Linked DNA regions of Homo sapiens: region 2 is linked to region 1. A link is an interaction called in ENCODE POLR2A ChIA-PET data of the cell type or tissue named here. Cell type or tissue: MCF 10A. All regions are shown on one strand. Links, peaks and the distances in the headings refer to the core of each region. The heading gives the core; the rest is flanking DNA.

What was found. Peaks named below come from ENCODE experiments on the same cell type or tissue, not always from the same donor. Only the 100,000 strongest peaks of a DNase experiment are listed, where the experiment ranks them.
Region 2: POLR2A ChIA-PET joins it to region 1 with 5 read pairs; 2 of 35 experiments call an interaction of 5 or more read pairs at or near these places.

The regions. Positions count from the first base shown.
Region 1 is chr7:116,738,950-116,743,349 of GRCh38, reverse strand. It overlaps MET (MET proto-oncogene, receptor tyrosine kinase), which reads right to left. Exons shown (of 21, transcript NM_000245.4): 4 at 3,266-3,400; 5 at 2,325-2,498. Among named protein-coding and RNA genes, the nearest start is that of COMETT, 53 kb to the right of the region's middle. In MCF 10A, for the core only: no CTCF peak of the experiment used is centred there; a DNase peak (open chromatin) is centred at 2,059.
Region 2 is chr7:116,662,633-116,667,032 of GRCh38, reverse strand. It overlaps COMETT (cytosolic oncogenic antisense to MET transcript), which reads left to right. Exons shown (of 5, transcript NR_165033.1): 2 at 2,992-3,294. Among named protein-coding and RNA genes, the nearest start is that of MET, 7.4 kb to the left of the region's middle. In MCF 10A, for the core only: no CTCF peak of the experiment used is centred there; no DNase peak of the experiment used is centred there.

The sequences.
Region 1 (4,400 bases), core at 119-4,118:
TGGGGTATGAAAAAAAACTCCTGCTCGGTGTCTGCCCAAATGGCCGCCCAGTTTTGTGCTTCAAACCCAGGGTCCTGGTGGTGTAGGCAAATGAGGGAATCTCCTGGTCTGTTAGTTGCCAAAACCATAGGGAAGTGTAGTATCTGGGCCGGAATGCATTGTTCCTCACAACACAGTCCCTCAAGGATTCCTTTTGCTAGGGGAGGGAGTTCCCCAATCCCTTGCCCTTCCCAGGTGAGGCAACATCCCACCTTGCTTCAGCTCAACCTCTGTGGGCTGCACCCACTGTCTAACCAGTCCCAATGAGATGAGCCGTGTACCTCTGTTGGACATGCAGAAATCACCTGCCTTCTGCACTGATCTTGCTGCGAGCTGCAGACCGGAGCTGTTCCTACTCGGCCATCTTAACACCCACCTCGAGTCTGTCTTATGTTTTGCAGGAAGAATGCTAACTGTCACAGTCTGGTGCAGCATGAAATCTTCCTAACAACTATGAACCTAGAGGGATTTATGGACTCAGCTGCCCTGCCTTCCTAACTGCAGCTTAAGCCTCACTGACTTGTGCATGGTAGCACGCAACCTTTGAGAATCATCAACTATAGAATGCTAGAGTTAAGAAGGGTGAGAGAGGAGGGACATTTAAATATTGCAAGAGATTCTCTGGTTCCAGAAAATTCTGAAATATTTACTTTATTTTTAAGCATTTTAGTATAGCTTTTATGCTTAGTAAAAGGAAGCACATTAGTAAAAATTAAATGTTTCATTTGTACAGGTTATCAAACCATTTTCTTTACTTAAAATACCAGCTTGGTTATTTTTGAAATGAAATTGTTGTGATTTAATTGCATGGGCACACACACATATATTTTCCATATCTATTTCATGGAATAGCAGAGTTCAGATTCCTAGTGTCTCAAATTGCTGAAGTTGTTTGTTTATAAAAGTATAAAATTGCATACGGTTCCAAAAGTATACTGAACAACAAAAAAGTACACAAATACTACAGTATAGATTTAAATTTGTTTTGTCACTGTCTTTAGTTTATTCTCTGGTCAATCAAGCTAAGTCTTAATAACTGTGTCACACCTAACAGAAAATAACTTGGTTTAAAACCCAGTCACCCACTACAAATCTTGCTCCAAACCGTAACTAAATGAAAACAGCCATGCACTTGGGGGTGGTTCTTGTTCTGACTCGCACATTTTGTTTACTTGGGCATGAACCAGGTGACCGAGACCTTTAACTTGAATCTTTCATAAGAACTATTTACTAAAGTCCAACTTTTCTACATGCACACAGAGAAAAATACACACTGGGTTCTCACCAGGGAAGTGTTTTTAAGCAAGATGTTTTGGACTAAGAAATTTTTAAAAATTGCGTGGAGATTTTCATAGTGCCGAATATATGCTTAAGCAAATAAGGCAACACAGTTAGCATGGCTGCGATGTTAGAGCCAATGTCCATTGCCAGAAACTGAGTTCTCTATCAGCAAGAGATGTGCTCATCTTGTTCTGGACTATATCTCCTCAGGGACTAGAGGGCAGCCTGCTAAATGGTATGCACTCAATAAATATTTTTGGAATGAATTAAAGAGTGGCATGGCTTACAGAAGTATAGATGTTAGTATAGTCATCCGTTGAGCCTTTGCTTTTTTTTCTGGGAACACTGAAGGAAGACTCACAGCCACCCATGGGTGTTGACCCTCCACTTGCCTTGCCCACCTCACCCCGGGAAATAATCTTCAGTCTCATCTGTGAACAGACAAGGCCACCATCTATGCATCGGACAGGAAGAAAACTGTCCTGTGTGCCCCAGCATGGCAGGGATCACCAGTTTGCAGGATTCAGCTCAGGGTTCCAGGATATGCCATGAACAGATCTGTTTCTGTGATGGAGGCTCATGTCTGGGCACTTGGCCTATATAGGAAGTGGCGAGGAATCAGAGAGTGGGTGAGTCAGGAGGGAACAGGCCCCAGTGTGAGAAAATGGGGAGCACTGTTGCTTATTCACCACCACTCTTTTATTCACACGGCACTAAAGGTGAGCAGCTGCCCAGCGATAGAACCTAGACAATGTGAAGCAAGCACTTCAGGTGCAGGACTTGGGGGGATGCCCAAACACCACCCCCTCCCTGCCCGAGGGATAAAGCCAAGAGAGAGATGGTGCTTTAGCTGATGACTCACAGCTAAATGAGTAAATTGATTTTTAAATTTTTTTCATTAGTGGGATTTGTATCTAAAAAAACAAAAAACAAACCAAACCAAACCAAAAAAAAAAAAAAAACACCAAACAAAAACATGTATGCCAGCTGTTAGAGATTCCTACCTTGTAGATTGCAGGCAGACAGATCTGTTGAGTCCATGTCCCGCTCAGGCATTCCTCCGATCGCACACATTTGTCGTGGCACCAGCCACACTGAACAAAGGGTGGGGCAGAGAGGCATTGACTGCAGGACTGGAAATGTCTGCAGCCCAAGCCATTCAATGGGATCTTCGTGATCTGTGAAGAGAAGGGGTGGAAAGAGCTTCCAGAGGGGTATCTAGTTTGTTAATTAATTATAAAGTAAGTACACAAAAGGTACATGTAAATATCATTTGATGGAATTTTCTAGACTTAGCAACTATGTGTGCAAATCCTGTCATAACGGTGATTAAAATTTTAAAAATCTGATTCCTTCCTTTCCTTTATTGTTAGCAGGTATGTGAAAAAGTAACATTATTGTCCAGTGAGCATAGCATTGCCACACAATGTTAGAGGTTCTACATAGTAGGGACATTGTGCCCTGTCTGAGATGATTTTAAAATAACAAGAGAGTATAATTTAAGTGGTGGGAAAACACACTTGAATCTCTGGAAAATTCTAAGTAAAGTTGCATGTCATTCTGGCATCAAGATGCACTTTCTTCTCTAGGAGAAAAGGGATTATTGGTTGGAGTCGGATTCCAATGTACATTTCCAGGATTTATCTGCCTGCACTAGAGCTCTGTCATTAGGACTGTAATTCTCATTCTGTGTGTTTATTTTTCTTGTTGAGAAATATAGGACAAAAGGAGAAGTTTTGAAAAAGACCTCCCTTAGGTCTAGTCTTTCTTGGAGAACAAATTAACTAGATTTCAGAAGATCTCTGGAATACTCACTAAAGAACTTAATGGAGGAGGGGTAAATTTAAGATGAAGAGAGACATTATAAAGGGCCAAGTGACACTGGTTGTAAATATGCATTTGGGAAAAACCACGTCTATGGAAATTCCCTGTGGGAACAGCTTACCTTCTTCCCAGTGATAACCAGTGTGTAGCCATTTTGGTTTAATGTATGCTCCACAATCACTTCTGGAGACACTGGATGGGAGTCCAGGAGAAAATTCACATGAGGGGTTGATGGTCCTGATCGAGAAACCACAACCTAAACAGCAAAAAAGTTATAACATCCTTATTCCAACAAGCTCAGTTTAAATATAAGTGGAAAATGTAGATGATAATGGTAATAACAGATTAGCAGGGCTTGTGGGTGTTTGAACTGAAGACCCAACAGTTCCCCTCATTGTAAATCAATATGTCATCTTCTAATCTCTTGCCTTGAAGCCAAATTATCTGAACCCCCAAGACAGACTTTGCCTATGATCTTTTAATGGTTTCAAGGGAAAGAGATCTTTCAATCAATTGGCAGCACATACAGACAAATCCCTGCAATTGTATTGGAAAATGGAGGAACCAAAACTCTCTCCAGAAAGAAGACACCACACATGCTACAATGAATCTGGATTATTTTTTAAATATATCCTCTTAATCCTCCCTGCCAGGCAGTTTCCCTTGATGTAATGGTTAAGAGTAGTGGACGCGGAGTCTGGAATACTGGAGCTAGTTCCAGCTGTGCTACTCTTAAGCCACATTTATAGATCTTTTCAGGTCAAAACAGGCCCCCAGCTACTTTGAAATGATGTGTTGTATTTTTTTATAAACCACTGTCCCACAATATATTATTACTTGGATTATAAAACTCTGCTTCTTGGTCTGGCTTTAAAATAAGGCCTGATGGTTTTAACAATGCCCGGGAAATGAGGTTTGATGATTGATGTCATTTTTGCTTTCAGGTTTTTAAAATTTGGGATGTTTCCCAGCTATCTAATTTCCATCTGTCCTGTTCCTAGAACCCAGTAATAATAAAGTTCAGAGCATAATTGACAACAATTGGGATAAAATCCAAATGATTATCTTACATGAACACTTAGATTTTTAGGAGGGTGTTGGAGTTCTCAGAGAAACTTTCACTCTTAAGTAGGCCACTGGGTTGCATATACATGAAGGTGGAGGAGGCTCAGCACAGCCCTAGACTTGAAATCTACTTTGTGAAATTGCCCAACATCTCTAATAGCCTTTTACATTGCATTGAACATGCATTTACT
Region 2 (4,400 bases), core at 212-4,211, 76 kb after region 1:
TCTCCTTTGGGAACCTAGGGAATGTGAGAAATAAAGGAAAAACCAGATGACAGGCAGTGAGAAGTCCTAAGAGAGGATATTTTGGAGAATCTCTGTCCTCTTGGAAGATGAGAAATTAAGGCCAAGACTTCCAAAAAGTCCTGGAAGGCTGCTTCCATAACTCTTTGACCTATCGATGCCTCTATCTCCAAAGTCATGTTCATTTATTTTTCTTTTCTTTCTCTGTCTTTTACCTTCTGGTAAATTTTGGGAAAGAAAATTTTCATTTTTATGCAGCATACTATAGCATCATTTCCAAATGAACTTATCCAGTCCATCTGTTAATTTAAACTTTGACACTAAAATAACCTATCTTGGAAAATAATGTGCCAAGAAAAATAAAGTGATTTTTTTTCATCGATCAGCATTTCATTAAGGATGGAGTTTAAAAATGTGTCTGTGAGTGTGTGAGTTTGTGTAATTACTGCAATTCTAGGTTTTATGGCTAACTTGATGTGTGCTTTGGTATTTAACCCCTGTGGATCAGTTTCTCCAGCTATGAAAACAGTTCCAAAGTCTGGTGAAAATAATTAAAAAATATTAAGTATCAACCAAAATTTTACTGAAGCCAGTCCATTTAAAGCCAATATACCAAACAATTTACTAATTGTAGTGTATGTAAGGGGACATTATATTAGAAAGTACTTCAGTGTGTGGTTCTTATTAACTACTGCCTTGTCCAAATATGATTAAGTACTTTATTCTATTCCAATAGGAATGATTTAATAATCAACTTAGGCATCTTTTATTTGGTGAGTCCAAAAGTAAATTAGACCATTTAAAAATGGCTACAAAATTTAACAGTTTAAGAGGGAATATATAGGTCTTATGGCATTGAAAAGGGATAGAATGTTTGGAGAGTTTGATTAGAATCAATGTAACTATTATACATGACTAACATATTTAGAAATATGATTAAGATAGTTGTATTAAAATGCTTTCCAATAATTTTGCACTGGCCAGGGTTTGAGCTTTCTTTCTTTCTTTTTTTTTTTTTTTTTACATCATTAGAGCCTAAACATAATTACTATTAAACTATGTCCAAAACATGTAGAAGAAATAGCAATAACTCTGGGTTAACCTTGGTTAGCTGATGAAGAGTTATTAAAAAAAAAAAAAAAAGAACACAGACAAACTCTGACCAGCCAAGGGTCGCACTCAGAAAGTTGGCAGTGATGCAAACTGCTTAGGACTTTCAGTTTGTTGACTTATTAGAAACATTCCTGCCTTTACTTACAAAATCCAGTGAAATTCAACCAAACTATTCCCGAGAGGCAATTGCAAACTAACCTCTAGAAAAAAGCTGTCAGACCTGATAAAATCATCTGCAAACTTTCATGCTTATGTTGAAGGAACTTTCAAGGAGTGTATAACCTGAATTAGAAAAGACATCTTTTTAAAGCTTTCCCTGAAGTGTCTGGTCCATCTGTTGTGGGCTGAGCTCCCTGTGTTGGAGCTGTTATCAGGTTCTGTCAGCTCTCCTATTGCTACTGTTAACAAATGGATTTGTCTCCCCAAAGTTAAGAACAACCAGATGTTTCCTTTGTTGTTCTGTATTCCAATGGCAGGTCAAAAATATGTTTAAACATCACTGGTGAAATTGAGATTTAGAAATAATCTTATTAATCTGATCAATGAGGTCATATGATTTAGGGCCATTTCAAGATTTAAACTGAATTTCATTATTTGGCCATGTACATGTATTGGATTACCCCCAAATTAATTTTTTTTTTGGTAAATGTAAACCTATGTTTTATGGGAATCATAATTTGTATGGAAGCAGCTATAAATATGGAATAAAATATTTAAACATGTCAGATCTTGTGATTCATCAATTAATTTCTTAACCAAATGTTTATTGAGCCCCTACCATGCACCTGGGAAGTGTTAGTGTCTGGGACTACAAAGATGAATGAGATGTGGTCCTTAACATTGAGGAGCTCACAACTAGCACAGAAGACAGACATGTAAATCAGCAGACCTGGTACAGCATGGCACATGCTATCCACTGTTAGGAGAATGTTATGGACTGACTTTGGGGATTGGGAGAAGGTGAGGAAACAAGGAGGACACCACAAAGAAGGTCATGTTTGAGTCAAATCCTATGGGATGAGAAGGAGTTTGTCAGGCAACTGTATTTGCAAGGGGAGGAAGGCACACAGACTCCTGTGTTGACATAATCCTATAATCAGGGTTTTACAAATAGTTTAAAATAGTTGGGGCACAGTGCATTTGGGATTAGGACAGGAGAGGGGCTAAAAATGTAGGTGGGGGTCAGAATATATATGAGGGGTCTTTCATATCACACCAAGAAAGATGTATATGATAGGTGATACGGAGTCACTAAAATAATTTAAGTAAAATAAGCAGAATTTTACATTTTAGAAAGATTCATGTGGTTTAATGGAAGGTTTGGAGCAGGGCGAGATTGGAGGCAGGGTGGCAAGAGAGAGGAGCACTTCATTAATGCGGGAAAGCAAAGAGGAAAGCTTGATAGAAGGCAGAGACTGCTGGGACACAGGGCAGTGAGGAAGGTCAGATGGACACTTAGGGTGTGGAATACACAGGATCACTTAGAGGTAGTGGTAACTGAGCAGTACTCAGAAAGATTGCTTTTTGTATACACGGAAAGAAATGTCATGATGTACACCATAAATATATATACCATTTTTATTTGTTAGTTATGCATTAATAAAGCTGAGGGATAAAAGATTGCTTTTTGTTTGTTTTATTTATTTGTTTTTGTTTAATGGAAGCCTGGGACACTATGATGCATTCATTTTGTACTTGTTGCATTTGAGGTGAGATATTTACTTGCGCCTGCCTACAATGAGCTGCTGGTGATCTGGCGGTTAAGTCAAAATACCAATCAATGTGCCAGATTGTTCTATTGTCTACTTGGTTATGTTTGGGACTATGTTTTTCAGACTCTCCCTTTCTACATAATTTCAGATTGGAGTTGGTCCAAAGGGAAGTTGTGAGTTCTGGGAGGCAGAAGGAAAGCAGCTGCCATGTTCTGAAGGTTATCAGCACCTGTTGGTGATAGAAACAGACACAGAGGTGTTAGCAGGTTCCTGTTTGTCCTCGCACCCCCCTCCCTCCTGATGGTGACCTTGTCCCAGGTCTTCTACCAGGCCTTCTACCAGATGCTTTGCTGAGAATTCACAGAGGCCGTAGACCTGAAGAACCAACAACCTTCCATAGGCTTTGAGGTCCCACTCCGGCAGCAGGACGTGCTGGCTCCCAGGAATCACTGTAAGTTCTGAGTCGTCTGTGGCTTTTCTCTACCGTTTTAACTCCACTTTTCAGAATTTTACCTTCCCTGCTCTTCCCACAATTGTGCAAGTTCCAATTCCTATAATAAATTTCTACTTCCATATCATGCATAGTGGTTTTTCTTCCCTGGTCGAATCTTTTTAAAGTGACAGCCAAAGTGTATTTTTAAACAAAATCCCTTAAACACATATTTTATACCCAAAACCTTCATTACTTGAAATTGTTTTGATTTTGACAGTCTGATTTTTTCCCTGACTTTCGGATAGTGATCACTAGTGCGGAATGATGATCTTAATATGTCCACACATGAGCAATTATCAGGAGAGCTAAAAAAAAAAAAAAACCTCAAGAAAATTCAACATTAGGTTCTTATGCTGTTGAAAGAAGTTGTGTGTGTGTATGAATGTTTTAATATATTCCAGTGTTCTAGAACTATCTAGGCTAGAGAGCCAGGCATGAAAGATTGCAGATGCCTCAGAGATAGGGAAGGAGGACCAGGGCAGACAGTGGCAGGAAAAGAGGTTTCCTCCTGCTGGCAGATGGTGTCCTTCTAGGGGAGGAGTGCATAGACTCTTGTAGAAAGAGCGGCTGTGGAACAGAGGTCCTGATGCTACTGGCTCAATGACGATCCCTCCGTAACCAAATCAAACATGGAACTGAGTAGGGGATACTGCCCAGACCCTAGAATAAGCGATTGGGTTGCTCATCTGGGTCCACTCCCACTCTGGAGAGAGGGTGGAGTTTAAGTCCAAGGCTGGTAATGAAAAGGTGTCAAACTTGTTGTTGGTATTAGGAAATGAGATTTGACCTAGAAAGGTGTGTGCTCTGGTGGTTCTTTCTTGTTTTTGTTTTGCTTTTTGCCTGCCTTCCAAAACCAGTGAAGGAGAAGCTGGGTGTTTCCTAGCCCAAGAAGAGAGGCAGTGTTGCAGCTTTGCAGGCAAAGGCAAAGGCATCGGCCTTGTCAGTCTCTTCCGTGGAGATGGCCTTCCTTCTTAAATATTTGCATGGCACACCCTGATTCCTCCTTCAGGGTCCAAGCCTAACCCTGGAAAGCTTCCACCACTGGTCCTCTCCCTGGGGAGGCT